Regions from separate parts of the Mus musculus genome. Here all the other regions are linked to region 2. The links are chromatin loops, found by intact Hi-C in ENCODE. Cell type or tissue: gastrocnemius. All regions are shown on one strand. Each heading gives the region's core, and the rest is flanking DNA. Links, peaks and the distances in the headings are about the cores only.

Region 1 (7,901 bases), core at 1,999-6,998, 370 kb after region 2:
TTGTTTGTTTGTAGCTTTAGTCATAATTTTTGCTTCATCTACCTTGGGCTGAACTGCCTCATTTGAATGTTCATGTAATCTCTGTGCTTTTCCCATTTCTCATTATATCTCCATTCTGACCAAGAGCAGGTTAGTGCCAGAAAGAGGAAGGCAGGAAAGTTATCCTTTGCATTCTTTTCATGCAATGAAACACAGGATAAACAGTATTGTGTGGGAACAAGTTGATCTGGCAGAATGTCATCATCCAATCAACTGCAGCTGTTGGAAGAACACCAAAAGGGGAATAGCGAGATGGCCCATTGAAAGAATGTGCTGCTGATGACCCCTCATTTTATCACCCTATATACAACTTCCCTGTTTCTTCCACACCCCTTGTCCAACATCTTGGTTGTCCAACAAAACCTAGAGTTCATATACATTACACACACACAGAATTTTTCTTGGTGCACACTACATAGGCTAAAGAGAAGTCAGCTTGTGAATATAATCATTGTGGTAGTGCTGATTTTACATATTTACTGAACTGATATTTATTAAGCATTAAAAATGACAAAAGAATAGTTTACATAGATTTAAGTTATGGATGGAATTAATATCATGATGTTGAAATTCCTATTTCACCTCAGAAGATGACAAAGAAAGATAAGTGATATGAGTCATCGCATTTGATTTAATGATCTTTTCAGCTAGATGTATATTAATATTAACTTCAATCATACATACAAAATATGCATGCTATAACAAAAATGTACAATATAAACATGATATTCTAATCAATTTTCATGATACCTTTTTAAAACTCATTACAAACCCCTTTCTCTCTGTACTTGTGTTATAAGCATCTGTGAGCACATTTAGGTTCAGAATTTGACTTTGGCATACTTTCCTCAGTTGCTTGCCTATCTTTGTGAGACTGAGTCTCTCAATAAACCTGGAACTCACTTGTATGAGCTGGTAAGTGAGCCCCATCAAGTGTCTTTCCCTGGGTGTTGTATGCCAGCCTGCGGCCTACTTGAACCAGGTATACCAGGGAGGCAGGCTGGGGCTGAAAGGGACTTAGATGGGGAGATATTAATGGAGACTAAGATATGTTTCAGTTCAAGGCCCACCAGTTTACTAAGAGAGTCTACTTATAAAAGGGGAAGGCCCATCCCCTGCCAGTCCATTCTTGGTGTCTGGAGCCAGCCTGTAGGCGATGTGCAGAATAGGATGTTCCTCAGGAATGTCTCAGGAGCTTCTCAGCGGGTAGCAGTGTCATGGAGAGAACAGTGGCAGGTGGCAGAACAAAAAGAGCCATCTAGGTCGGAAGGCTCCACCTTAGGTAATTTCCTTCTCAGTGGCAGCAAGGTCAAAGTCTGGATCAGCCTGCTTCAGGGCTGAGGGAGGCTACACCTGGGGTTCAGCATGGAGGTTACAGGATTACCATTCTGGCCCGGTTTTTACATAGAAACTCAAGTCCTTACGCTTGAAACACATACAATTTAACCTCTGAGTCATCCCCTCATCTGCTGAAAGGACATCTTAATTTGAATAAAGCAGGATTGGTTTGAAAAATATATACAAGAAAAAGTATTTTTAGACCAACCTCTGCTATAGAAAAGTGTTGAAATATTTTTTATTGCTAGTCATGATGTTGTAAGTAAATATTCACATCCATAATTACTAGTCTATGTAATTTAAATACATGATCCTACAATTAGGTTAACATAATATCTAAATTTTCAATGCACAGTTCACTTTAAACACAGACATTTTTGAGTTTGTGTTGAAGAGGAAATAATGGATTGCATCAAAATAATATTCAGAGAATCAAGAAAATACAACAGCTAATGAGAAAGAGTAAGCTGAATGTCTTCTTGACAAAGGCTAATCAATTGGTTTAATTTAAATTAAAAACATGTTTGAATGCATGTTTTCTTAGGTAGAAGTTTGGCTTAAAGATTTCTTCAAATTTCTTTTGAAACCTTAAAATTAAAATATCAGTGTGTGTGTCTTTAAAATATTGGAGTATGTGGGGGTATACTAGTGCATATGCATGTAATAAAATAACTTAGATTTCTGTTATTTCAAAACTCTAAGTTCCTTTTCTAAATGCATATGTCTTATGCAGATACAACAATATAGGCTGCATGTGTGGATCATTCTTTCATAACTTCCACACTTTGCTCGATTATTGCTATAGAAGAGAAAGGAGGGGCAGCGTGAGTAACCTACACTGTGGGCTTCACTTCAATCAGATGAAAATATTCTTTGTAGAAAAAGTAACAGAGGCTCAATGACCCCTGTCTCATCGTTCCCACAGGCAGATCATGAAGTTCATATATATATATATATAAACTTGCTATTCCCTATGAGAGTTGTAAGTGTGTCACTTTGGTCTCCGTGGTAAAAAGCAAAGGCCACTTCCCACCACACAACACTCCTCTCAGAACAGTAGAGGTTAAAGATGGCATGTACAACCAAGTCTCACATTCACATGATGCAAAGCAGTTAGAGCTGAAGGTAACAGTTCCGGATAAATGCAGTCTACATAACTATGAGAAAGAAAAAAAAAACTCTAGTAGTATATTAAACTTAAATTATATGCATATTTTTTATATTTTCTTTTCTACTGTCATTGTTGTATATAAAATAATAACTTTTAGGTCTATCATAGCTTTACCTTAAGTTAAAATCAAAATCTTTATCCAGTTTTTATTACATATGGGGCATTCTAATTATTCAGATTAGCAATGTGTTTTATAGACTCAGGATGCACACCGCCTTTACTGGACTATGTTGTGAGATTTAAAGATGATCCCTGGTTACTACCCTCAAGACTGTCATTCATTTGCTTTTTGCATGGAAAATTATCTTAAAATTACACATTTTGGATCGCTTTTCTGGAACGTTCAACTATACCCATCTATGAGAACATAAATATGTTAAACTGGTAAGTGTGATTTTAAGGTGTAATCCTCTGAGCTAAACATTTTGCTGAATATCATATTGTGCAATATATTCGAGTTCATATTATAAATTCTTGATATAAAGCAGTAGGGACTGCTCCTCTCGGGAATTATAATTAACGTTCACGTTTTGATGGTGGAGTAGATCACGTAACAAATTTCAAGAAGTATTTTATTATTGTTGTTGTTTTGGCTAATCAAGAAATGACCCTCAGCATGTAGAAGTGGAAACTCCCTGTTTTTCCAGCGGTCAGATGTTATGAATTTGTGTTAACTGTAAAAATGGCTGACGTTCCTACTCTCTCACTAAGGAAACAGAACTTGAAAGATATATTTCCTTGTTTTGTTCCTGCTCCTCTCCCCCTCTTACTTATCTACTTTTCTTACAGTGTTTTTTAGATTCTGTTTCCTACAAATCAGTAAATTATTTACTAATATTCCATATTGATGAAGAAGATAATTAAAATTTTTCTTTGTCCTTTTACTCTGCCTTTCTCTTCATTTTCTCTTCATTTCTCTCTTTCTCCTTCATTATTACTTCCTCCCTTCCTTTCTTTTTTTCCAGTTTTTTTTTTTTTTTTTTTTTTTTGCTTTTCTTTTCTTTTCCTTTTTCCTTTTGTACTGCAATGGGAAGCCACTGCTGAAGAATACAGTGAGGAAAGGAAAGGACTTAGTTACCTAAAGAACCACTGCCTTCCAGACCTGGATAGCTGATTGCAAGGACTCTGCATTAATAGGACACCAAAATGAAAATAATACATAAAGAAAGAAACTGGGCAATATGCCCAAGTGTTGGTGAAGTGACAGTGCACCATGAACATCAGAAACACAATATCTGCTCAGTGTTCAATTCCCAAGTGCTTCCAAACATTTCATTACTTTTCTGATAAATACCCAGAAAAGTAGTTCTAGGTATGCTTAACGGCAATCCTCAACAAACTGCAAAATATAGAAAGGTTTCCAAAGTTTTCAGAGAGAGGAGCCAGTTTCAGAGAACCCATGAACAGTATCCTGACAGCACCACCTACCAGTTGTAGCTCAAACTGCAATGGAAAATAATCTAAACCAAGCTTCTGTAAACACCCAAATGGTTTCTGAAGATACAAAATGTACAGTTATGCCCAGCATTCAAAACATTTTACTTGAATGATCATTTTCTGTTCTCACTGTGGTCTCATAATGAATGATTTATGAGTTTCCAGCAAGCATGTCACACAGCCCATGAAACCTATATACGGATCTCATGGAGCAACAAAGTAGAACCTTCTGAACTATTACATGACAGTTCAAGTTACAGCATGAGTTACATCCAGTTACATATATATTCTGCAGCAGAAAATAGGTGTCAATAGCTTATCTCTGACCCTCTATGGCTGAGTATTATGAAGTAAAGGCTATGATGAGTTGTTAAGTCACCTGTCTTTTAGGGGTAGCCTAAAGTCCAGTGATGTGTATGTTTATGGCTCATCCTAGAATTGATTTGGACATGGTATTCAAAAGCATGGAAATTTTTCTTTTAATTTTCTCATGTAACCAGAGAAAAACAAAATATATTTTTTATTGAGTATTTTCTTCATTTACATTTCAAATGTTATCCCCTTTCCGGATTCCCGCCTCCACCCCCCCCCCAACCCCCCACCAAGCTCCCTATCTGATCCTTCCTCTCCCTGCTTCTATGAGGGTATTCCCCCACCCACCCACCCACTCCTGCCTCCCTGCCCTTGCATTCCCCTACGCTGGGGCATCAAGGCTTCACAGGACAAAGGACCTCTCCTCCCACTGATGCCCGATATGGCCATCCTCTGCTACATAGGTGGCTGGAGCCATGGCTGGAGCCATTGCTCCACGTGTAGTCTTTGGTTGGTGGTTTAGTCCCTGGGAGCTCTGGGGGAACTGATTGGTTGTTATGGTTGTTCTTCCTATGGGGTTGCAATATTTTCTTCAGTCCCTTGACCAAAGTGTGGAAAAGAATATTTTGTGAACCAGTGTTTTGCCTATATGTATGTGTATGCACCGTGTGCATGCGTGGCACACACTGAGGTCAGTAGAAGCCATCAAAGGAGTTAGAAATGACTATGACCTACCATGTGAGTTCTGGAAACTGAACCTATGTCCTTTTCAAGAAGAACAAGTGATTGTCCTTCACCACTGGGCCATCCCTCCAGCTCCTCCGGGAAAAGAATTTTAATCTCAACTTTTTCTTGAAACAGTGCTTTAGTGAGAAGGTAGCAAAGTCACCCAAGCATAGGAGATATGAACTTTGTCAAAATTAACAGTTGACAGGCTCCATGTTAACTCACCCTCATCCCCCATATTTATGCTTTGAATCCTCAACACTTCTGACAGAAGCAGAAAAATTTTTAAACATTTTTGAATAAATGTCCTTTAGGGACCCAAAATGAGTCATTTCTACTATCCAGTTATAAAAGTGGAAGGAGTTGTGCACACTGGAGGACCTACAAGCTTGTGAGCTAACTGACAAGCATGTTTCCCACACAGAACACAGATGCTGCCCAGTGTTACTAGATGGCTGAGCATTTAGGTCTCTGCAAGGCTTCAAAAATAAAAAATAAAAACTGTTATTCAAAGTACAAACAGTTAAAAAAAGAGTTCTAAAAAAACGACCGACTGGGTTCTATATGCACATATATCCACTGCAAACTACAAATGAATTGATGGAAGATATATCTGTGAGACCATAAGGCTTCAGTTGTTCAACTTCCTCTTTAAGGGATTTATGGAGAATTTTATAAGATCACGAACAATGTTCCCTTTATTCTTCCTTTAGGAAAACACAATATTTTGTTTGTACATATCCAGACCTCAAGTAATACAAGGCCTTTCCTTTTTTGGAAAGGAAACTTTTTATATCCTTCACAAATACATTCAATCTGTTACACAAATGTCAGCAATTAAAAGTAGTAGTTTGACTGAAGATTGTCTGTATTCATCTCATCCAAAATATGACCGGACGTTAATTCAAACCAAGAGCATCATATTGTTTGAATGGTGTTATATTTTAGTTCTGAAGACTCATTAGTTAGACCTGGTAGTTCCAGATGATTGGCGCCTAAACTTGACCTGTGTAGTCGATACTACATACTTGTTTCCCTGAAAATCTCAGGTGTACATTAGAGAGCAGATAATTAAAAAGTCACAGAACTGTGTAGGAATCTACAAGTGTCTTAAACCATACTGTTATCCATCCCTTTTCTTATGTCCTAACATTAATATAATGTTTAATTTTTAGCTAAATAAAATAAAATAAATTGTAGCTGGTTGAAATCTTGTGTGTTTAATTCTTTGAAAGTAGAATTATATTTCACTATGAAAATAACATTGAATATATATTAAAAAACAATTGCATGTATATTTACCTCACTTTATAAGTTAACTTTTACTCTTAGTCTTTATAGTAGATTTCAAATTTTAGTTCCCGGAAGACCTCCATAGTTTCTCACCTAGACTCTTGCTGTGTTGTTAAGCACATTCCACATCCCCAGCGTTCCTCTCAGCATCCCTCAGTCCATCCTTTGTATGGCTGTTACTCTCAGTATCACACTAGTCATAAAAAGGAGTGCACACTCACCCACAACTGTGAATCCCTTTGAACAAATCTCCTTTCCACATCTCCATTTCAAACCTGAATTTGATTCTCACTGGATCAGTCACAGCTGTCACTCTTCTTCCTTTCTATTCCTATTCCATAATCTTTAATGTCCACTACATCCTCATCCATTTTAAGATATGTATTAAAATGGCATTCTTAGAGTAGAGTTTGGATGATGTAGTTGACAATTGTAATGACAAAAGTGTATAATCCTGGCACGGAAGGAAATATATAACAGTTATAATGATAAGTGCAACGACTATTGATGACTGAGAAAGCAAACACAGAACGTAAGATGTTGGTACAAAGATATGGTGAGGTAGTTAGTTAGGACGTTGGTTTAAAGAGCTTCATTGCTGAAAAAGTATTACAATTCTCCAAATCATAATTATCAGTGAGAATAAAACTTCAAGGATAGAAGATGTACTATAATGGCTGATTGGTTGGTTGGTTGATTGATCAAAAATACCATGTTGTAGATAAACTATTGTCAGTACACGTTTCAACTATATTGGGCTATCTACAGTCATCTTAACTGCACTTTATTGTTATTCTCTGTATGTGACCTAACACTACATAACTCATATCAGTATACATACAGACTCCTGCTTTCACCACCCTAAAGGATAAGAATGCTATCAGATACTATCTGTGACCTGTGGCTGAGATTTCCTCCACTTTTCTGTTACCTGCTTATCTGATATTTTCACAGAGGTGCTAGAATCATGCCCTGGACTATTAGTATAAAACTTCATGTGACTGTAACCACATCAGAACATAGTATGTTGTTTGAGTGAGAATGTCCCCTAATGGTCAATATACTTGAATTCTTGGTTCTCAGTTGGTAGAACTGCTTGGGAAGGAAATGGGAGAAAATGGATCTAAGTGCTCGGAACATGGTTTGCCTCTGGACAAACCCATCTTTTTGTACTTTTGGTGCTCTTTCTTTTGGTAGTATTATCAATGTCTCCTTTCTTCTGTTTTTTTTTTCAATAGTTGCTAGGGAGTTTTGGTGTTAGCAATATTAAATTGTGACTAAATTTTTGCTATATCCAATAATTCATTATGAGTAATATACTGGACTTCTTGTTCAAATCTTAGCAGGATGAGTTGTCTAGAAGAATGCTGCTGTTTGAATTGGGTGTTCTGCAATGGAGAGAGAAACTGAGAATTCTTCACATGAAGTAGTCTAGGTCCCTTTTTCGTGATTTTATTAGTTATGACTTCCTATAACTTCTTTCTTTTATTCCTTTGTTATTTTGTTGTTGTTGTTGTTTGGTTTGTTTTGGAGAAGCACGCCAAGCTGGCTAGAATATGCATCCTATATTTATAATAACTTTTGG
Region 2 (7,901 bases), core at 982-5,981:
CCCCCTCCTCCCCTCACACAGTCCCCCTGCCATTCTTCTCCCTCTCTCCTTGATGTCCCCATCCTGACACATCAAGTCTCTGCAGGAGATATTTTTTTTAAGTAATTATTTATATTGGTCAAGGAAAGGATTCACCAGATACCCACAAATATAGAAGTCCCTGAAAATAGTGTTGTTTCTTTCCTAAAGAATCCCCATAGGAGGAACATTAATATGAACTAACCAGTATCCCCACAGCTACTTGGAACTAAACCTCCAATCAAAGAAAACACATGATGGAACTTGTGGCTCTAGCTGTATGTGTAGCAGAGGATGGCCTAGTCGGTCATCAATGGCAGGAGAGACCCTAGGTCCTGTAGATGTTCTATGTCCCAGTATAAGGGAATGCCAGAACAGGGAATGGGAGTGGGTGGGTTGGGGAGAAGGGGGAGGGGGGAGGGGATAAGGGATTTTCGGAGGGGAAACTAGGAAAGGGGATAACATTTGAAATGTAAATAAAGAGAATATCTAATAATATATATAGGTGTGGTTGTAAAGAATAACTAATTTTCATTTTGACTTTGAAGATACTGTGAGGATTACTGAGAAAAATAAACAATTTTAATGAAATGCATATAATAAACCCACTTGAATAAAATACTGAAAACTATTCATCTTTCTGTGTCTTGCTTTTCTAAACATGTGAAGATAGGGAATAAAAAGGAAGACATACAGCATGACCGTAAACGTGGGTTATTGGAGATAGAATCTGAAGATAGTCACAAAGAGAAAAAGAAATTGGATAAGAGAAGAAGAAAGTATTTAAAATATTTCTTTCATGAAAGACTTGCTTTTGCCAAAGGACTCTCACAGGGTATACAAACCACAAGTAGTTCTTGTTTTAAACCTTACAGATCTTTTACATATATATTATGGTTTCCAATTGTTTATTTTTGGGGAATTTGTGTGTGCTTCTTTTTCTTCTTTTCCTTTTTTCTTTTTCTCTCCTTTTTTCTTTTCCTTTGGCTGTCTCTTTTTCTTGTTTGAGTGTTTGTTGTTTTGTCCTATCCTATTTTCTCGCTCTCTCTCTCTCTCTCTCTCTCTCTCTCTCTCTCTCTCTCTCATATATCTGCTTTTTTCCAACAAAAAGATCAAGGAAATAAATAACATAGATTTGAGTGAGTGAGAAGGTGGGGAGAACCTCGGAGGTGTTCTTGGTTTTCACAATATAGATATTTAGATTAAAAATAAGATAGTCTTGTTTACTGAATAGCTTCCAAAAGCAGATACTCTAAGAAATATCTCACTCCTTAGAAACAAATTAATTCTGACCATTTGATTTTTTTATCTATTATATTTATGGTTTCATTTTGATTTCTAATTCTCTGATATAGGAGAATTGGGGGAAAGCAGATGTGGCTGTAAAAATAACCTACATGGGGGAAATTAGTGTCACTCTTTTCAAGAGGCAAGAGAATAAAAAGGAGGAGAAGAAGGTGTACAATGCAATTAGAAATGAAGGTTATCTTTAAAATGTATATTCTTCAAAAAGGAGGAGATGGTTGAAACATCAAGGTAGATGTAAAAAGCATTCCCTGTCTCGTTCAGTATTCACACACAGAACCTAATGATATCACTTCCAGTGATCCTGCACCCTATAGTGGTGTATCAGCATTTGCCAGAGCAAAGACTGAGTGATGGAAAGACCTACAGATTGGAACAGCTACACTGTCAGCAACAGGAACAGGGATAAAGTCTTATGCATAGTCTGTCTTATGCATTCTGTTTAAAATGGAGAGATTAACAGAAAAAACATGAGAAGCTGCTAAAATATATTTCTTTGTTTTAAGCTAATTTAACTGCATAAATGTGTCTGGAGAAGAAACATATCTATTCAGAATTCAGGAACATTAAAATCTAAAGATGTTCCAGAAATATCTATTTTTTTCTTTCCAAATTTTATTAGGTATTTACTTCATTTACATTTCAAATGCTATCCCAAAAGTCCCCTATACCCTCCCTCCCACCCACTCCCACTTCTTGACCCTGGGGTTTCCCCTGTACTGGAACATATAAAGTTTGCAAGACAAAGGGGCCTCTCTTTCCAATGATGGCCAACTAAGCCATCTTCTGCAACATATGCAGCTAGAGACATGAGCTCTGGCGGTACTGGTTAGTTCATATTGTTGTTCCACCTGTAGGGTTGCAGACCCCTTCAGCTCCTTGGGTACTTTCTCTAGCTCCTCCATTGGGAGCCCTGTGTTTCATCCAATAGCTGACTGTGAGCATCCACTTCTATGGTTGCCAGGCATTGGCATAGCCTCACAAGAGACAGCTATATCAGGGCCCTTTCAGCAAAATCTTGTAGGTGTATGAAATAGTGTCTGTGTTTGGTGGCTGATTATGGGATGGATCCCTGAGTGGGGCAGTCTCTGGATGGTCTATCCTTCTGTCTCAGCTCCAAACTTTGTCTCTGTAACTCCTTTCATGGGTGTTTTGCTGCTCCACTATGTTCATAGCAGCCTTATTTATAATAGCCAGAAGCTGGAAAGAACCCAGATGTCCCTCACAGAGGAATGGATACAGAAAATGTGCTACATTTACACAATGGAGTACTACTCAGCTATTAAAAACAATGATCTATGAAATTCCTAGGCAAATGGATGTATCTGAAGGATATCATCCTGAGTGAGTTAACCCAATCACAAAAGAACTCACATGATATGTACTCACTGATATGTGGAAGAACCCGAGGAGAAGACCTACCACATAGGAAGACCAGCAGTCTCAACTAATCTGGACCCCTGAAATCTCTCAGACACTGAGCTACCAACCAGGCAGCATTCATGAGCTGGTCTGAGGCCCCCAGTTACCTAGTCTGGCCTCATTTGGGAGAAAATGCTCTTAAGCCTTAAGAGACACGAGGTCCTGATAAGTGAGGAGGCCAGGTGGGGTGGGGACATCCTCTTAGAGACAGGCTGGTGGGGAGTGGGGAGGAATGGGATAAGAAACTGAGGGAGGGGAACCTGGGAGAGGCAACAATGGCTAGACTGTAAAAGAAAAATAAGAGTAACCATAAAAATATTACAAAAAGAAAGCAAGAGAGCAAGAGAGAGAGAAAGAGAGAGAGAGAGAGAAGAAAGAAAAAAAGAAAGAAAGAAAGAAAGAAAGAGAGAGAAAGAGAAAGAAAAAGAAAGAAAGAAAGAAAGAAAGAAAGAGAGAGAGAAAGAGAGAGAGAGAGAGAGAAAGAAAGAAAGAAAGAAAGAAAGAAAGAAAGAAAGAGAAGGAAGGAAGAAAGGAAGGAAGGAAAGGAAAGAAAGAAAGAAAGAAAGAAAGAAGAGAGAAGAGAAGAGAAGAGAAGAGAAGAGAAGAGAAGAGAAGAGAAGAGAAGAGAAGAGAAGAGAAGAGAAGAGACCACAGGAATAAAAACACATTTAGATGAATATTCATTGAAGTGAATAAGCCAAATTATATAAATCAGATAAAATAAAATGTTCTCGTTAATGGTTAAAGTTCAAATTGTGAAGAAAGTGTTTATCTTGGAGGTTCTTCTCCCATAAAGAGAATAATGTGTGGTGTTCTCCAGATACAAATTCTATTTGTAAAGTAAAGGAATGGTTTTGGGAAAACATGAAGACCCACAGTCAATCTTCAACCACTAGATGGCGCCGAGGCATCTATGGCAAACTCGCCATATGTCTATAGGCTATTGAATCACTGAGGAAACACATCAGTTCAAACTGAAAAGGAGGGATGTATGGATGTGTGCTAGATTGACATATCAGAAAAGACAGTATGTTACTTAAAATTCGGCATAACTTATTCTTATAAAAGTCTTCTTTCCTAAACACATATTGTCCTTCACACAAAAGCCATAGATCTCTTTGCTTTTATTCCATGTTCTCCTCATTCCACTTCTTCTAAAATCCCCTCTACTGCCTTCAGTAATTTCTTTTAAGTCATTACAAGTTCATTGCTTACTCTTTGATGAGTTCCCTCTTCATATGAAACATTGCCTTTGGCCATGATGACATATATCAATTACACATGGGTATGGGGATTTCACTAGGAGGTGTGGCCTTCCTTGCTATGACACAGTCCTCTGATCACACTGAACGGGGCATATGCCTTCTAATATATAAAAAAAGGTCTATCTGAAAAAACATATGTCATGTATTTGTTGTACATTTAGACTTCTGGAAATAAAGCAGTCATGGGAGGAGGGCTCCAAAGCACAGCATAACCACAGTAAGGGCTAAGAAGACAGGGATTTACTGCCTTCTGCCATCAATAACTAACCTGGCCTTCACCTCTGGGAATTATCTCAGAAATGATTAAAAACTAGAGACTAGATCAAGAGAAGAAAGCTTTCATAAGCTGAAGGAGAGTTTGTAACTCTCCCCCCAAAATTGTGGCAGTTGTAGTCTCAGTATGTTTTGCTTCCTTTTGAATATGACTAAAAATATAGACAGGAAGACTGCATTATCCCCTGAACACACAGGAAAGCCTCTGAATTTAAGGATGAGAGGAATTATCTTTCTTGGATATGCATAGGAACTTTGGCCTGTTTTCTCTTCTTGGTATGTGTGAAGGAAAAGTTAGTTATGCACTTGTGAAATTTATACATTTTTCTCTTTCACTTTTAGTATAAGGAAAGATATCTCTTTAATCATTAAGACAAAATGGAGGATCTTCAAATAGGAAAATTACATTTGCCTTTAGGGGTATTGTAACCTGAATACATAAAGAAAGACAAGACAGAGACAGATACTGAAACAGAGAGATAATATTACTGACTGTGTTTGGCCTGAGGCTCAAACCAATTTCTGGAGTGCCTACCAACTGTCACCCACTAATTAAGACTCTACACACGCATTTATAAACAAAGGCAGTTCAGATAGGCTGGAGTGTAATGAAAGAAGAGATTAGAAGAAAGGACTACTATAACTCATGGTACAGGAAATAAAACGGCAAAGGAAGATGGAGAGATTTTCCATGAGGTTTCCATATGACAAGGAGAAGCTGATTTGCTTGCTCTGAAGTCCTAGGAAATGATCTCTCACACATACAAAGAGTTAAGGAACAGAATAATACTCTTTTGAAGGAGCATACAGGGGTAAATTAAATAACAAACCAGCTCTGGAGAGTTCCCCAGAAATACTACGCTAAGTGGATTATGCAGAGATATCTTTTGAAAATTTACATTAGAGGACTTCAATTTTTTTTTTATTTTACAATAGCCAATTAAATTTCCTTTTAAAAGTTTTATTTTTCTTACCCTGGGTCCATGTGTATATGTGTTGTATTTGTGTGAGATGCATGCTAATAAGTGTGAAGTATACACACTTATGAGGAAGCCACATCAAGGTACCAAGTGACCTCCTCTATCCCTGTCCACCTTACTTTCGTGAGTAAGAGCTTGCCACTGAGCAGGAAGCTTGCAGTCTTTCCTGGGCTGTCTATTCGGAGAGCTCTTGCGCTCCCCGATCATAACATTCAATCATGTACAACCATGGCTAGTTTGTTAAGTGGGTATACAGGATTGGAACTGTTGGTGAATATGAATTATTTAAACTTAAAAACATAATAATCTGAAAAGAAAGATGATGATTTTTCCCCCTCAGGAATAATGTTCCTGAAGTACATGACATGTCCAAGGGGCTTTGTCAAATGATGAGCCTTTGCATGCTGAGAAACTCCTAGCATTAAAATAAGAGAAAGAAATTGCAAGCATTTATGTATGATCAGAGGGGAATGGCTTGGAGGCCATCTGGTGCAGTTTTTACACAGTTAATTTCATTGAAACTTTACGTGTCATTTATTGACAGGGTAAATATGATCTCCTTATTGCATGTGCTCACTCATTTTCATATTTGCTATCATACACGCCCGTGATGCTTTCCTCATTTTCTGAAGAGGAGTAAAGACATAATCAAGACCTTAGTTTAGGCTGGGATAGATTGAGAACAGAAAACTTTCTCTGCCAACTTTGGGAGGCCAAAGGACTTCCATACTCTGTGTTCATCTCTCCCCTCCCCGCCCCCCCCCGCCCCCAGTTAGACCTGCAGCTGTCTCTAAATAACAGAACAGCACTGTGCTTCAAATAAGAGGACTGACAAATAAACAATATGCAGACATTGTATTCAAATAATTTACAGTCAAACAGAAGAGAGAAAAAAAAAAAACATTAACTTTAGGACATTGGAATAGTTACCTGCTTTGCTATGACAAATATTTGAGATAACACCAAAAGGGAGGGAGAGGAAGGAATTATTTGGCTTGTGGTTTTAGTCAAAGTTAATTGGCTTTGGGGCTGAAGTGAGACAGTAAGTTTTGCCTCCTAATACTTATTCAGCATACTTATTCAGTTACAGGTGGGTGAGCACATTGGTAAAGTTAGTGCCTTCAGGACTAGTGACCAATCTGACTGCACTGAGGAGCTAGGCAGAAACCCTTCAACAGGCGCCTTTGTGGCAGGTGGATCTCATAAAGGCAGACTTTTTTTTTTTAATCCAGATTATAAGATGGTATAGGATAATTTTTAAGTGTTTTTTAACCTTGCTAACTGTTTCTATGGTCATTACATTATTCACATTGGAGACGGCAATAAAAACTGAATTATCTCAAAATGATTTATCAGTATCCCATGCCAACCCATTTCAACATTCCGAAGATAGAATCTCGGACATAAGATCAATTGTGTGCCTCACACACAGAGCCACTGTGAATGTTTGATTCCTTTATCTTTGCAGGCTGAGGAACACTTTGGACAATTTTCCCGTTTTCAAAAATGAGGATTATAGTAGTTAAATTTCAACCCTCTACCTAACCCCAGTTGCGACTACTACTTTATTACTTATTTCATTATAACATAAAGATGGTGACTTGTAATTCAACATAAATGTACCAAAAGCAATTTTTAATGTATGCTTTCAAGATCTCAGTTACTAGAAAGTTTTTAGTATTTATGTCAACTATTTTCTTTCAAATTCTGACATATTTGAACTATTTGGATGTCTACAGAAGTCTTCTAAGTTTGTTTAAAAGCCAGACAACATTTTTCCCTGAGAAAATGCATGCCTGTACTATCCACTATCATATGGAACTGATACAGCATGATATTAGTTTTAGTTGCCAATACAGTAATTAATAGAGAAAGAGAGTACACTGGCAAGAAGTCCTTACAAGTGGTTGTAATTCAGACTTTAAATAATATCTATTCTTACCAAAAATTAAATATATGTGGCAAGGTTTGCCAGAATGTGCTATAAAACTGAAAATACATTTAACTTTATATGTGAATGTAAAGGTATTAAAAGCTTTACATTTTAAATTCCCATTTTCTAGCAGATATTACAAAGTAAATATCCATGCCTTAAATTATAAAACTTGTCAGACCTATGACAAGTATTACATAGTCGTGGGCTTTATGTTATGTTCTCAGATTTTTTTTTCTGTTTAATTTGAGATCTCCCTGGTAATAGAAACTCTTTATGAACATTAATAGAAAAAGCTTATCGTCCGAACGTATAACGAGGAAATTGAGCTGCACTCCACTTTACCCTAATATCCTGCACTAATGCGATGACACAGATGACAAAACTTAACAAGCTCGGTGATATTTATTTCAGAGCACCACTTTGTAGCCTGAAACTGATACTCCTTCCAGCAGGTGTCCGAACTCAACAACAATCCAGGTCCAAAGGAAAATGCAGATTACACACTGGAACTCTAGGAAGAAAACAGCTCCATTCTGTCCATTGAAACGGCTTCTTATTCACCGCTCACTAATGACTGATGTCCGAAATGAATTAGGAAGATTCCCTTCTGACCTAAGAACCATCAGAAGGTATTTCCCAAGCAAGAAATAAAATAAAACCTGCAGCTCTGTAACCAAAACAAACATCTCCTGGTAACTCGTT
Region 3 (7,901 bases), core at 1,645-6,644, 740 kb after region 2:
GAGTACAGACTGAGAAGAAACAACTTAAAATGTCATTCAACAAGTTGACTTTAAAAAACAAATGTTTTCTGGACATTTTAAGGATGCTACTAACTTCCTGGATGGAAAATCCAGGTTTCACTGTTTTCTTAATCAGGGAGAACTTTAATAAATAATCCAGAAGCCTGATTCCCTCTGCTGGGCAACCTGTAAACAAGCCAGTGTCTTGCTGAACCGCACCAGCACCCTCAGTGTTAGGTATTTTTCAGTAAGAGTCAGTCCCTACCCTTGGACATCATCAGGATCTGAAGAAATGAAATAAACTCCTGACCAGAAAGGTAACAGAGCTGAATTTTTGAATCAAGAATCTCTGCCTCCCCTTCCCCTCCCCCTCCTCACTTCTCATCCTCCTTCTCTCTCTCCCTCTCTCTCTCCCTCTCTCTTCCTCTCTGTCTTCCCTCCCCCTTCCCTCCATCTCTGCTTCCATCTCACAGACTCGCTGGGCTTGGGATCTGGGGAGCAAATGTGGATAAACTCAGGACCTTGCAGACCACTTCCGACAAATGTCTCAGGAATGTGCCCACTGGTCCAGGCACTCCTTCCTTGGTGAGAACACAAAGTGTCTTGTGTAAATGCCTCGAACACAAACGGGAATTGGAACTCAGCAATTCTTCTGCAAGCTTCTCTTCCTTTCCCTCCCTCCCTAAGTTCCTTTGCCTCCTAATCTGCCAAATTAAATGCTAAATCAGGAGCAATGGCCTACAATTAGCTTTTCAATTAAAATGTACAGTTCAAAGTTGACTCCAGAGTGAGTAATTGCTTTTGAAAACCGCAACCAGCAGGCAGCTACAAGATTGTTACAACAGTTTATTTAACCTCAAAACATATGATCAATTTTATTATCTCAGCAAAAGGGAGATATCCTGGAGAGTGGTATTTTAAATATACTACACACTCTACATGCTGGAGAAAGAGCTGAAATTCTTCAACACCATAAATATCCTTTTGCCATCGCCTTGCTGAGAAAACAAACTCAAATTACACTTTCTTCATCCTGAACTCAGCGGAGCCCAAGCACTCACTGACATTCAGCAGGGGTAAAAGCCTGCGGAGGAGTTGAGGAACTTTGCAAAATTGTAAGGTTTAAAAACTTTCAAACATCCGGCTGTGACGTTTGGGGTTTGTGTTAATTCCAATGGAGAGGCAGGAGAGAGACTGCCAACCTTTCCAAAGCAAAAAGAATCCCATTTCCAGAATCCTGCTTCTGTTCTGCTGATCTGACTCTGAAATCCCTTATACAGCCAGCCACAGCAAGGAAGATGTAAGACCCGGTGTAATGTAACTGTAATAAAGGACCTTGCAACTTCTGTTTCCACCTTCCTGATCCTTATGTTATATACCTCTATGCCCACTCCCACCCACATCTTCCTCAGAGTGGACGCCTTGGGTTAAACTCGCTCAGGAACTCTTGAACTCCTGTTAGATTTCAACACCATTCCCTACATTCATTAAATGGATGCTCTTCAGCGGGTTATTAAACTTCTCTGTGACCCCTTTTCCACATCTCCAACCTCATAGCTTTGTTTTTGCAGGTTACATGATCTTGAGAAAAGTTCTCAGACCATGCATGCCTGGAGCACAGGAAGTGTTTTAACACATTCTCTCTGAAATCTGTATTTCCCCTGTGATATCTTGGCCAGTCTTGGCCAGACAGCAATGATACCATCTCTCAGGCTGGACTTGCACACTGTGAAGCTGGTATACCCCGACACCACCTGCAATGGTTCACACAGCTGGTCGGTTCCTATGTCTTTAATTTGAGGTCGTGTTATGGGGAGCTTTAATGAACTTTTCATTTTTGCAGAAATTTTAGCTCTGAATAGTGCCCCAGTGGACACTATGTATAAGCACTCATATCTATAGTTCCTAATAAATTATTCAATGCCACAAAAGTATATGCTGGATACTAACTCCAGCTCCAATTAGCTCACTTGAAGGCTGTTCATGGCATCTTTTCTGCCTGTTTTAATGGCCTTAAAGGAAAAAGGAGGAAGAAAGAAGAGTGAGATAGAGAGACAAAGAAAGAGACCGAGTAGACAGAGAGAGCAAGGAAGCACTTCCATAAATAAGACAGTGTAGAAACTGCTTTCAGGGGGAAAACAAACAAACAAACAAACGCTTCAGCATCACAAGAGCGCTCGGAACACCAGCTACATGCCTTTCTGTTTTGGTTCCTGCTGCTTTTGGTGTTTATCCCCCAGTCACATTAATTTCCCCCTAGAACGATACTAATGTACTAATACATTTCTCTGTATTCTTGTATAGTGTGTAGTGTTTGGTATGCTTTTAAGTATATTTGCATTTAAACCAGTCATATTATCACTCTGTGTTCCCATTAAATTGCTACTGAACCACTCAATGCTGGCCTTTAATCAACAACAAAACTGACGATATATGGGAGATGATCCCATATTTGGTCAGTGTGATCTGAATCCAACAGAGATTCAATCAACCAGTGAGAGAAGTTTTGCTACTCTTCCAGTCCTACGGGAAAGAGTTTTCTACTTGAGCTGTCCAGTTCGATGGTGGTCTTTCACTTTCTGGTGAATACGCTTCCAGATAAATAGCATTTTATGTTTTGAAATCTTATTTTTGGCAACCAACATGTTTGATGGATTTTAAAAAACAAAACAAATCAACAACAACAACAAAAAAAAAAAAACCAAACAAACATCTTTCAGAAGCCCAGAGCAGCAGAAAATACAGACCCCTGAAAACCTTTGTAGAAACAGGCAAGCCATAAGTCAAAAGTGAAGAGCAAGCTAGGCGTGACTTCAGTATCTACAGGATTTTATTCATGAAAATGTAGGAAATGCATCAGATTCCAAAGATATTTACTTACACGTCTGCACTGAAAGAACTGTTTAATAAACAAATGCTGGAAGTGATTGAAATTCCCAGAATGAGAGAAGGGAGCTAATGAATATGGGGTTCACACAGCTATAACCAGTGAGATAATTCTGGGCACTGGTGGAAAGGCATCTTTAAAACGTATTGCCAGTGGAACGGCAAATCTATTTTTCACATGATTCCACTTTTGTTAAGAAACACCGAAGAAATGCACAAACATAATAACTTTCATATGTATAGAATGGTACATGCTGGAGAGTGTCCCTAAAGATCCAAACTGCGTAAAAGGATCACACAGCCAAAGGGTAGAAGGGAAATGACTGATATTTTCATTTTTGTCCAGTATCATTACGTGTGGCAGCTGTTTACAGCCAGTTTGTATTAGCTCCACATTAAATTTTCCCAAGTTCAAATAAAATAAAAAACAAAAATGGATAATCTGATCTTTGAGGCAAGTGGGAGATACAGTTTTGCTCATGGGTGAAGCTGAATATCATACAGAGAAAGGGAGGTAGAGGTGAGAGAGGGGGAAAAGGGAAATCCCAGAATTAGCCATACGCCCAAATCACCTATTAAGCATGAATGTCACCTCAAGAAAGCTGCCTCGAAGATTCATGGTTTGTGGTATATCTGTGTGTCTTTCTGACTGTGTAGCAGAAGAAAGTGACAAATAAATAAAAGAGACAATTTGAGTGAAATTCGAGAGCGCAAGGCAAAAGTTGTTTATAGCTATAGATAATTACTCAGGGAAACTGGGAAGAAAACTTTCAAATGCTTTAAAATAGTTAAAAGATTTTTTAAAAAAATGCTTTCATTATTGAAATTAAGTTTGAGATAATCACAATTCACAATAATTACCCTTTTCCAAAATAAGAATTAGTTAAAATTTAAGAATTAGTGTCACTCAAAACTTAATATTTTACTATATAAGGAGCTAATATCTCAATTTTCAATATTTTTATTTATATTTTCAAATGTTGTGTTTTAACATTTCAAGCTGGATTACATACATTATTTTTTCATTTTTCTTCAAATAGTCGAACCTAAAAACTCAATACAAAACAAAATTTGAGCATTTTTTGCAGGATTTGAACATTTTAAAAGAAGTGATTTCTGGAAGCAGGGAAGAATATATAAAATGGTAACGGGAACATGAAAAACAGTTCAAACGTAGGCCCGTCATCCTGCAACTGAAATTTTTGCCATTGAAAACAAACGCCCATTTTCATTTTTCTATGTAAGTAAGCAGACAATTTTAGTTTTGAACGTTCAACCTTTGGCTTTATTTCAGCATGGTCCAGACATCTGCCTAGTGGAGTCCTTTACCTTAAATGCCTGGGCAAAATGTAACAAAATGTAGCAGATACACACAACAGCAGATACATACAACAGTTACATCCAGGGCAAATAAAACAGAGGACGAGACCACGGGAAGTTTGGGGAAGCCCATGCTGTCCAGGGTGTTTTGCCCTGTTAAGTTCAAATAATTCGTCTGGATCCCATTTCTCCAGAGCAGTTTTACTTCCTGAACGTTTCACGTATTAAAATGTGGATGTAGTAATGTTATATGCTGCGCTGGTCTTTGTTTGCTTATAGGAGTAATCGATGAGATTTGGACGAGAAAACATCGGAGAAAATGTTAAATAAGGTCTGGGATGTGCACTTGTGGCTTGCTTTCCCCCCTCCTGGAAGCAGCCGGGGAACACACCAAGATTTATGGTGCTCGGCTCCCTCTAGTGGGCAGTTTTATCTTATTTTTTATTTTTATTTTTTTATAAGATATTTTCTCTATTTACATTTTAAATGTTTTCCCCTTTTCTCGTTTCCCCTCCGAAAACCCCCATCTCGTCCCCGCTGCCCCTGCTCACCAACCCACCCATTCCTGTTTCTCTGCCCTGGCATTCCCCTACACTAGGGGCATCGAGCCTTTTCAGAACCAAGGGCCTCTCCTCCCATTGATGTCCAACAAGGCTGTCCTCTGCTACATAGGCAGCTGGAGCCATGGGTCTGTTCCTCCAAGTGTACTCTTTGATTGTACTAGCTCTCTAGTCCCTGAGAGCTCTGGGTATAATGGTTGGTTCATATTGTTGTTTCTTCTATGGGGCTGCAAACCCCTCAGCTCCTTGGTTCCTTTCTCTAGCTCCTCCATGGGGGACCCTGTGCTCAGTCCATTGTTGGTTGAGAGCATCCACCTCTGTATTTGTCAAGCACTGGCAGAGCCTCTCAGTAGACAACTATATCAGGCTCCTGTCAGCAAGCACTTGTTGGCATCCACAATAGTGTCTGGGTTTGGTGACTATATATGAAATGGATCCCCAGGTGGGGCAGTCTCTGGATGGCCTTTCCTTCAGTCTCTGATCCACACTTTGAATCTCCTCCAGTGTTTTTAAATGGATGATTCTACAGCTGCCTGGCTGGCTGGTGCAGACTGCAGGTGAGAAGTCAGAGTGGACCTGCCTGCTCCGGATGCAGGGACTTCCCAGTCCATCTGCTCATGTCTTACCTGTTTTGCAATATCAAGGAAGCTAGTTCCAAACTAGAAATAACTAGGGCTAAGAAATTTTGTCTGAACAAAATGAAAATTCCCACTGTGCTCATACTTCTTGGAGCCCTTGAAGAACCTTGTCAGACCATAATTCCTTCAACAGCATATCCACCCTTCCACTAGGTGTAGGAAGTCGGTTGCTATAGGAACAACAAACAGATGAATCAAACATACATGAGTAGCATGCAATTTCAAAATGTATTGTTTCAGTGGGGTAAAACGCTTAGAAGATATTATTAATAATCCATGAAATTACAAGTATAAAGTAGTTATTCTTTGCAATTATACAGTGACATTGATCATAAATATAAATCTGAATACTGTGCCCAGTAGCTCACAATTTAGGCAGATAAATATGCTCAGATGTTATTTTATTTGAGTTTTGAAAACTAATTTTTTTCAATTTGTACAAGCTTACATAATTTCTACTATACAGGAGATTAGTGCAATGTGCTTTTGTGGGCCCATGAAGAGTGGCAGTGGAACCTGGGTGAAGCTAAAATAATCTCAAAGAATTGACAGAACATCTTCTGAAAGTTGAAGCAAAAATAAGCGCACAATGTAGCATGTTTGGTCACATTAAAGTGTCATTCGCCAGATGCTAAAATTTATCTTTCCAACTAAAAGTAGTCCATATGGTAAACTACACTTAAGCAGTGCACCCAAAAAATTATGTGTTGAAAACTTAATCTTCAATGTAAGCTTTGGGAGTAGGGCCTAAGATGCTGGGGTCAAGAAGGCTTTCCTCTTATGGATGGGTTCCTCTGCATTGCACAAAGGCTGAAAATAAGTTTACCCCCTAGCCCTCTTTTTATACTGTTCTTACCCAAGGGATGAAAGAGAAGTTCCCTGGTAGTTTTTGTCCATTGATTTTGGACTTTCCAGACTCCTCAGCAAGAAACAAGTTCCTTTGTTCCTTCCTTAGGGCCCCCTTTTTAGTTCCCAACATCCATCTTTCCTTCCTTCCTTCCTTCCTTCCTTCCTTCCTTCCTTCCTTCCTTCCTTCCTTCCTTCTTTTCTTCCTTCTTTCCTTCCTTTCTTCCTTCCTTCCTTCTTTCCTTCCTTCCTCCCTCTTTTCTTCCTCCACTCTCGTCTTCCCTTTCCCCTCCCCCTCCTTCTGTTTTCTCTTATCCCACTCTGACTTTTCTACCATTTGTGCCATAACAACACAAACCAGGTGATGCAGAAACAAAGAATTTACCGAATTACCTAGTGGCAGCCTCCTTCCTGATTTCTTTTGTCCCTTTCGGCTAGGTCCCAAGGGCTAGCAGCCCTGACTAAATTCTACGATGGGAAAATGATCAGATCTAGCCATCATGCATATTGAGGAAGAGCTAAAGAATACACTGCAGTAAGAATCCAGGTTACAACTGGGTTATCCCACAGAACCAAAGCTGGACCTATGTGACAATACTATGTCTCTGTGCATTATAAAGACATGCATGCAGAAAGACATAGTATTCAGCCTTAAAAAGGAGATTACACCATTAAACAACATGGATAAACCTGGAAGACATTGTACTAAGTGTAATAACCCAAACATAGGAAAACAAAAACTTCATGTCCTCACTTAAATATGGAGTCTAGAAACTGTTGAACTCACAAAATCAGATAGCAGAAGGCTGTTTACCAGTAGCTGTCTTTGATAGGGTATAAGCTTGAAGTTATGTCGTGAATAAATTCCAATATATACCCTGGCAATGCTGCTGATAAAAATGTATGCTTGTGTGAAAATTTTCCATCTCTCCTTCTCTCTCTCTCTCTCTCTCTCTCTCTCTCTCTCTCTCTCTACCTCTCTCCCTCCCTCCCTCCCTCCCTCCCTCCCCCTTCTTTCCATCTCATATGCATTTGCACAAATATACACACTCATATACATATGTGCATACAAACATACACACATACACACACACTTTGAGTGTGTGAGGGAACAGTTCTTTTTCCCTTTTTATTGAAAATAATTTTTTTCTTCACATAATATATTATGATTACAGTTTTTCCTCCTTTTATTCCTTGTAGATCCTGCTCACCTCCACTCCCATCTGAATACACCCCCTTTTCTGTCTCTCTCTAGAAAACAGAGTTCTAAGGAACACAAGATAAGGTGCAAGAAACACCTTTAAGGTGTTTCTCAGGAAGCAGAAGTGGAAGCTCTATAAATTTGAGGCCACCTTTGTTTACATGGTGAGTTCTTGGACCAGTCCCACTCTATAGTGAGACCCTGTGTTTAAAAGGACGGATAGAAGTAAGGAGAGAAGGAAGGGAGAAAGGAAGAAAGAGAAGGGGAGAAAGGGAGGGAGGGAGGAAGGAAAGAAGGAAGGAAGGCATGCAATTATTTTCCCACCTGGAAGAGAAATTTAAATCCCTGAGCTCAACACAGAGCTACAATGGAGAATTCACTAAAATCCTGCTTTCTACTTCCATCACTTAGTATTTAAAGATCTCCTCAGGGATCACCAAATGCACTGAT
Region 4 (7,901 bases), core at 1,993-6,992, 340 kb after region 2:
AATACAAGCAATTTCTGATTGCTCACTTTTAAGTTTAAAGACCTTGATTTAAAAGGAATTCTGGATCTTAATGTTGAGAGTGCTTAAATGAGGCCACTCATGTAGGTCAGTGATACCTACATTTGTTTTTTTTTTTTTTAAAGTCAGATCACCATCTAAAAATGGTCTCATTGAAAATGAATACTCTAGAAAGCTTCACAGTGACATTTTGTATGCCACAGTTTAAAAATATTTAAGTTTTTCTCAATTCTCCTCGATAACTGAGAACCTAAAGATTGCATTTTATGCTAAAGAAAATACCAAAGTTATAATCCAGCAACACAGATAAATTGCAAAGTTGTTTATTTTCAGAAAAGATGATGATTGGAATACTGAGGAATACAAACTGACATTATTCTGAGATTAGCTTGTAGTACGGTTTAGATGCAACACTTTTCATTCCGTATAGGCATACAGAGACTGACCCAGTTTGAAACTAAATATTTTGTGTTATAATAGCTATAAATATTTGTAACTTTACAAAAATATAATGTGACTCAATCCCCCAAAATCCACATCCCCAAATTATTCATTGCATTTTTGGAATGAGCATAGTTATAACTTTATCCGTTAAAACAAAAATGTGTGCTTATTTTCATTAATCTAAGATGTCTACAGAATATGTATACCATAACGGTGTATATTCACTACATAAAAGCTGGTTAGATTAAGTGAGCACATCTATTTTAACAAAACTGAACAATTCATGCTCACTAATATATTACTTTGTGTAATTGAAGCCAAGAAGTTGACAGTATTTATAGACGTTTTTCAGAATCACCTGGCTCGTACTGATTGTTTTAAGCACAGTTGTAACTTTAAGAGTCCCTTTGAAGGAGTGGCAGATGTTGGCTTTACTAACATTGCTGGAAAGGCTAGCTGGCTCAAAGTTATAAAATTGTTTAGCACATACTATGAAAATGTCGTAAGTTTCTCTTAAAATTGGCTATTTTTAATTGTTAATTAACTATAATGGAAGTCTAAAGTCTATAAACATTTGCTTCTATACTAGTAAGCTTTCTGTATTTGTTTAAGTCTGCTTTCATGTAGGTTTTCAGAATAGAAACACTGGACGGTATTTTATATTGAAATTGTTGCATTATTACTATGGATTAAAATGTAAGGTTTATACGTGGTTTGGTTCTTTAACACCATTTCCTGGTACTTATTATAAATTAACTCATTTATCACATATGCACTGGTAGTAGACTTGGTTCCAACATTGCCATAGATTAAAGTACTGTCTATACTATACATATACAGCCAACTATACATATACAGCGATTATAAAATGCCTAAATAAATAAATTGTTGCTACCATGCATGATTTCGTTTTCATTTTATATAGTCCTAAGTCTCAGATTGTTCAATATAACTTATTAAACATTAATTAATTATGAAGGGATACAATAGGCAAACTGTGCCAAGTAAGAATTGATAACAGAACAGAATTATAAATATTTTCTGTTAATTTGCTGTCTGGTAAGTCAAAATATTTTCACAATACTTTGAAATGATTTGACCTTAAATTGAATGTTCGTTGTATAAATTAAAATAGGAGAAAGAATGGCTTGGAGTTAAGCATACCTGTGATCGAACCGTTATTAACTCAGAGCCTGACATTGATTTTATTTTCAATAGTGTACCAAGAAAATTGATGCTTGACTTTGATATTCTATCAATGGGTACATTCGTTCTAAGTCAAGCCCAGTAACATTAGCCTTCCTAAAGATTGTATTTCCCGTCCTTGTAATACGGAGTTGGCACAAATGTTTATTCTCGTTGCTTGTTTTGGTGTTTAAATGAGTTTCACAACACAAAAACAAGCCTCTCTTTGCTATGTGCTTATTTGCCCCTGATAAAAGTGATGGAAACCAGTGTTAGTCAATATTAAAACCATTTTTGTTAAAATAAACTAAGGAAGTCAGTTTTTAGTCTCACTCTCCCTGTTTCCCCAACCAAAAATAACTTGTGCCTGAAAAAAAAAAAAAATTCCTTCGTGTGCGCAAATAATCTTTAGGGCATTGGTTCAGCTAAGAAGCAGCGCAGTTTCCCCCTTGCGGAAAGAAAACACGGAATCCGAGCTTCTGGTCCTCCCTGAAGTAGATAGCAACCTGCCAAAGCAATCCATGCATTTCTGCTCATAAATGCCCAATCTGGGGAAACCCAGTGCGTTCTGATGCCTTCTTAGGAACCTTTTTGGTATCTTAGGATTTCACATACAGTTAGAGATAACCAGTAAACAGAATAACAGCGATGACCGAGTTCTTAGACATAACTAATCATGATGAAGCATCATTAATCGTTCACCCAGGACCTGAAAAATTACAGGTTCAATAGTGAGGCTGGGAAGCAAGGAGTCACCCCACACCGAGGTCAAGAAAAATTTCTATCATCTTTCAACACATTACAAAATACACAGCCCTTACTGCCCTACACTGCAGAACACCTTGCCTAAAATGTTTAAAATGCTATTATTTTTCAATTCTTCAAACTATTGCCTAGAATTATATGTTCTCTCGAGACACTAGCACAGAAAACGTAATATATGTAAACATTTTACTAGTTAAGTGACGTCTTTCTAAATCTGTATCCAGGTTGCCTTGTAACTACATAGAAGATTCAATAAAGAAAAAAAGAAGGAAAGAAAGAAAGGAAAGAAGGAAGGAAGGAAGGAAGGAAGGAGAGAGAGAGAGAGAGAGAGAGAGAGAGAGAGAGAGAGAGAGAGAGAGAGAGAACATTTACAATGAGGAATGTATTTAAGGGCTTTGTTGTGTTTCCTGGAAATTTTTAGTTTCTCTGTGCTGTCAGGATGCACTGGCTATTGGACTTCCAGGCCCCTGAATTCTTCTGGGAGGCTCCCCTTTTGTAGGACTGCTCAAGTTACCCACACCTTCCCTGCATCTTCTTCCAGCACTGTCAGGACTGTTATCTGTCCACTTTCTCCACTGCATCTCAAAGCACTACTCAATTGATGAAGGCTTTTATTTTCCACAGTCGAAGTTCAAACATTTTGTTTTGGTTGGTTGGTTGATTTGGACTTTTTGCTTGTTTCCCGTCCCCGTCCCCCCCCCCCCCCCAAACCAGGTTAGCACCATATGAGTGTAATTACTATAAGAATACTCTTTATTCAAAGTTTTCAGAGGTATTCCTTAAACACTTCTAGATTACTAGATAATTACTTTTTCGCCAAATAAATAGAATGTTTGGGGAGGGGTTGTTTGTTTTTTAAATATCATTTTAAGAAAGGTGCTATTTAAGGAACTCTGAAAGCAAAAATATTAAAAAAAAAGTTTTAGGTTTCTGTTCTTTTTCTTTCTTTAATTTTTCCTTATCTTTTTCTTTCCTTTTCCGTTTTCTTCCTTTTTTCTTTTCCTCCTCTTCTTTTCTTTTCTTTTCTTTTCTTTTCTTTCCTTTTCTTTTTCTCGTATTTGGTCAAATCCAGTTAAAGTTCAAGGCATTGCGCAATAATTTGGAAACCCAGTTAAGGATAGGAAAAGTCGAGTTGTTCAGAGTTGGGAATTGGAAGGGAAAAGTCAAGGAAACCCGCATGCACGCACACACGCACGCAGGCATGCATGCCCAGCGGATGCAGCATCCCAATGGGCACACCCCTCCCAACCCGTGGAGGGACCCGCCACGCTCCCTTAACCGATTTTGCATAGTGTCACTTGCTCTTTCTTCACCACTTCTGGAAAACTGATTTGCGATCTTGGAGGGCTTTGAACGGCTGGATGTAGATATATTAACTTCAGTGAAACACGTGCTCCTGAATTACAGGACGGACGCTCCATGGATGAACTCGCCCACCAGAGCGAGGAAAGGCTAGCAGCTTCACAGTTTGTCTTTCTATGAGAAACATCCCACACCTCCCCGCATCTTCCTAGCCCAGAGCGCACTCTCCCCAGGGTTGCTTTGCCCGCACTCACCTGAGCTGTCGCTTTTCCTTTTGCTGCCACTTCTCTTCTCTACGTCTGCGGGTGACAGCGCTTGACGGCCATAATCCCCTGGTGCGCACGCGGCCCCGGTAGGGGTGCTGGAGCCCAGGCTAGATGAGTTGGAACACAGGACCGGAGGGCTGCTTCCCAGCTCCGGGGGCCCTCCCGAATCAGGCTGCAGGCACAGGCTGTGCCGGGCCGCGCTTGGTGGAGAGGACATCTGCGGGAGGTGCCAGTTGCTTTGCAGAGCCTGGTGCTGCTGCTGCTGGTGGTGGTGATGGTGATGGTGGTGGTGGTGGTGGTGCCCCCTGTGATGCTGGCTGGCAAACATGCCCTCCTCGTTGGGGTATCCCGCGATTATGCAAGACGAGGAAGATGTGGAGAGTTCGGGGTAGGACATGTGGTCAGATCTTCCATGGAGGGCCAGAGAAGACTGGGAGAAGGGGTGCAAGCCTTGCGCTGTGGCGTGGGGGCTGCGCAGGCAGCCAAAGAGGGGGTGTTCCATGGCATGCAAGTTTCGGCTTCCAAGCAGAAGACTTCACGGACGGTCCGAATGTCCACCAAGCGCTGTCACTTTTCACTGGAAATCCTAAGACTTTCCCCCACTCACTCCAAAAGTAAAAGCCGCGCGCGTTTGCATTTGAGCAGAGCCGGCTAATCCCAGTCCTGAGCCTTAGCGGCCAGTCTCCTGCACGTATAAACACTAGGACCTGGAGGAGCTTCCTTCGCAGCTGCTCAGATGTCAAGTGTGGGAGAGGTGGAAGCCAAAAGAAGGTGGTCCCAGAGAACTGCTTTCAGGGGGAAATGGCTCTGAGAGGTTATAAATAGAGTGTAATGTGAGCTGGGGGCTGGCTTAGGAGCCCAGCGCTGACCACATGCAAACTCCCTCCAAAACTCCCGCTCAGTCAGCGCCACCGTGCTCTCTCATTTCCAGTTCCCATTGCTGGCAGGACAGGAGCCGCTGCCCAACGCCCGCCCGTCGGGCCCTGGGAGCTTCCACCACAGCTAGTGGTGCTCCCAGAGCCTCAGTCGCTCCGGGCCACCGCAATCTGTCCCATAGGTTCCCATGGCCAGACGCAGAGGCACTCAGCTTCCCTAAGCCAGCACACAGTGTCTCTGAGTAGCTCACTGCTCTTGGAACCTAGATCTCTCAGCCTTGGTGGGGGTTGGGGTCACCTGCAGGAGCTCCCTGACTACTCCCTGACTTTGCAGACCACAGAGAACTTTCAAGAGAACTTTCAAGAGAAGAAGAGCCTAGTCTGTCGAGCTTTTCAAACTCAGAGGCCACTCACGGTTCCAGCGTAAACACATTAGGTTTATTCTCTTTTAGGTATCTGAGAATAGATTGTTAGAAAACCTAGAGCCAGGGCGGAGGTTGTAGAGCTGTGCACCAAGGCTAGCACAGTGCTACTCTGAGTGCAGAAAGGACAGATATACAATGGGGTGTGCGCGACACAGAGGTGGATGTAGGCTCTGGCGCCTTGGCGACACACAAGTGTTGCTCCAAGTGGTGTCCCCCTTCCTTCTTTTTCTGACCCTCTTCCCACCCCTACTTCTCTTTACCAGTCCAGTTCGCGAAATTTTCTCACCATTTGCTCACCGAGGAAATTGGGAGGGGGGGGGTCAAGAATAACCCGAAAAAATGTCAAATGAGCAAGTCTAACTTGCTCCCAGCTTCACCCTTCCTAGCTAGCTTAACCCTGCAGGAGCCAATTCACAGCCCGCTCCCATCCTTTGAGAAATGAAATCTCTCTTTAGCTCACAGAGCTAATGCTCCTTGCATACATTCCATTCCTCACCACCTTTCTGTTTTAAGCAGATAGCAAACTTAACATTCCCTCAGCGTGGACCCTGCTATCATGGTTCATTTCCCCCAGGTTTACAGCCTGTGCTCCTGGAAATGAACTAACTGCACACCTTGCCACCAGTGAATTTGTGAGAGCAGGGGCTGGGGTTGACACAGCAATTAGCTTGGGCGGCCACAGAATCTACTGGAAGTCCTGTCCTTAACCCACAACAAGCTTGGGAGAGTGGGCTGCAGGAAAGCCTGTTCCTATCTAGGAAGTGTCTGCCAAGGGGATGTCTGCAGTAGCCTAGGGTGTTCAGGACTTGGAGTGTGCCACTATGGTTAACTGCCATATGTTTATTGTCTGGGTGACCAGAAGATGATGGCCAAGTCTTTGAAATTGCTAATGGGATTAATGAGTACAGCAACCTGAACTAGACATCTGGTTTAAATTAGGAAAAGGTATTGATGAATTTTGGAGGAATGTCCCCAAGGCAGAACCCTTCTCTCTGCCGCTCCTTCTGCCATCTTCAGTCTGTTACCCTTTATTTTAAGAGGTTCTCCAGAAAAGGAACTTCCAAACAAACTTTAACATCCGTGTGAAAAGTCGAATTGTTTTGCACAACTTAGAGATGGGGTGGAGTGGGGGTTGATCAGGAATTCCAAGATTTGTAAGCACTGCTTTCTTTAACGGAAATTGAGCCCTATTTTGAGGGAAATTAGTTTTGCAGACTTCGTTAGGGGAAAAAAAAAAAAAAAGAACCTAAAACTTTTGTTCACCAGCCGCTCAACGTTTCAGTCTGAGGCTGAGCTGGAACCTGCAGCAAGGCTTTGACGGTAAGGTTCTTTGCTTGTAATTTGGGAATCTTATCCTGAAAAGGGGCGCTGATCATTCTTGGGGTACGTGACTGCTAGGAGCTTTAGGTACAGGCAGGATGGCTTCCCGGACTTAAAGCTTAAGACTACTTCTTCTGCCACTACCCACAACCTTGGCTTTTTAAGAATTACAAAAGAGAGTGGGAAACATATCCCTCATATAAGATCGGAATATATTTTGATTTTTCTGCTTTTTATGGTTTCAATATGCGCTCTGATATTAAACATAGAAGTATAAAGTGCAATGATAAATTCCCTGCCTGTGCTCCCTTAGCATCTCAATGGACCCTGGGTTCTGAAAGCATTCATATTTTATTCAAACTGAAATTTGATCAATTCCTCTAATAAACATAATAAAATATTTGCATAGTGTAAGATCCCTCGACTGAAAGCATGGTAGGGAGTGTCAGATAGGACTGACAAAAACATACTTCATCTGTAGTGTTTAACAAAATCCACCCAAGTCTTTCCAGTGTGTGTTCTATAAACTACAGCTAAACTATTAGTGAACAAAGAGTTGCATGTAACTAGGATGTTGTAGGTGAGAGTAACTAGCAAGAATAAAGTTTGATCTCCATAGAGGCTGGCGTTTGGTGAGTCTGCCCAGTGGCTGGGCTGGTTTTCCTCCCTCGTTCACTACATCACACAGATGTTAACAGTATGTCCAGAAATTCCTCTACAACCTGCCTCAGTCAGTTTTCCTCTGGAAATATGAGGCCAGTAATCTGGGAAAGAAGAGGAAAAACAAGTTAGAAAAGGACAGAACAGCTTCCAAAGTCATGCAATTGCAGGACACTTTCAGGAAAGGTCTTTTAACTTGAAGGCACAGAACATTAAGTATTCCCAAGGCCAATGAAATTCAGATTTCTAATATAAAGTATAATACAAGCAAAATGTCATGGAAAAGGAAAAGGGTGCTAAAAAGCAAAAGAAGTCAAGACTCGCTGCTTTCAAAATTAAGCATGGCTATCAAAGTTTCATAATGTTTAAATACTATTAACTATTGCACAACTTTCAAAAACTTCATGTTCTTAGAGCATTTGTAATGATAGATAATTTTTAGTTTTACTTAGGATGTTTTGTTTTTCAAGTGTTAGTGTAGCAACAACAGAAAAAAAAATACACAATGCTTTCATCAGTAGCTGATTTAATATTTGCATTTTAATTAATCCAATGATTAATATGACTTTTCAGTAACAAGATGAATTGTAGAAATTCGGACAACCAAAGTATCTATGTCATTTGAGCTATAATGTTTAGTC

Evidence for each region. A loop is a pair of places that touch in the nucleus more often than their neighbours do. Peaks named below come from ENCODE experiments on the same cell type or tissue, not always from the same donor. Only the 100,000 strongest peaks of a DNase experiment are listed, where the experiment ranks them.
Region 1: a loop joins it to region 2, with 8 times the contacts of the local background. A loop is called at or near these places in 12 of 42 quality-filtered maps.
Region 3: a loop joins it to region 2, with 10 times the contacts of the local background. A loop is called at or near these places in 24 of 42 quality-filtered maps.
Region 4: it touches region 2 in a loop (2.5-fold over the local background); 4 of 42 quality-filtered maps call a loop at or near these places.

What each region holds. Positions count from the first base shown.
Region 1 is chr12:37,073,571-37,081,471 of GRCm38, reverse strand. No RefSeq gene overlaps it. Among named protein-coding and RNA genes, the nearest start is that of Gm29007, 29 kb to the left of the region's middle. In gastrocnemius, for the core only: a CTCF peak has its summit at 3,971; no DNase peak of the experiment used is centred there; H3K4me3 peaks cover 451 bases; H3K27ac peaks cover 366 bases.
Region 2 is chr12:37,446,719-37,454,619 of GRCm38, reverse strand. All of the region lies in intron 12 of Agmo (alkylglycerol monooxygenase), which reads right to left. It overlaps Gm34408 (a long non-coding RNA gene), which reads left to right. Exons shown (of 4, transcript XR_003950116.1): 4 at 7,649-7,882. Among named protein-coding and RNA genes, the nearest start is that of Gm34408, 24 kb to the left of the region's middle. In gastrocnemius, for the core only: a CTCF peak has its summit at 3,637 (motif pointing right); a DNase peak (open chromatin) is centred at 3,639.
Region 3 is chr12:36,710,877-36,718,777 of GRCm38, reverse strand. No RefSeq gene overlaps it. Among named protein-coding and RNA genes, the nearest start is that of Mir5099, 100 kb to the left of the region's middle. In gastrocnemius, for the core only: a CTCF peak has its summit at 4,622 (motif pointing left); a DNase peak (open chromatin) is centred at 4,662; H3K4me3 peaks cover 3,385 bases; H3K27ac peaks cover 3,693 bases.
Region 4 is chr12:37,105,412-37,113,312 of GRCm38, reverse strand. It overlaps Meox2 (mesenchyme homeobox 2), which reads right to left and starts at 4,773. Exons shown (of 3, transcript NM_008584.4): 1 at 3,969-4,773. The coding sequence starts at 4,482. Gm29007 (predicted gene 29007) reads left to right here and starts at 6,561. Exons shown (of 2, transcript NR_166884.1): 1 at 6,561-6,600. In gastrocnemius, for the core only: a CTCF peak has its summit at 2,106; DNase peaks (open chromatin) are centred at 3,715, 4,225, 4,605 and 4,913; H3K4me3 peaks cover 5,000 bases; H3K27ac peaks cover 5,000 bases.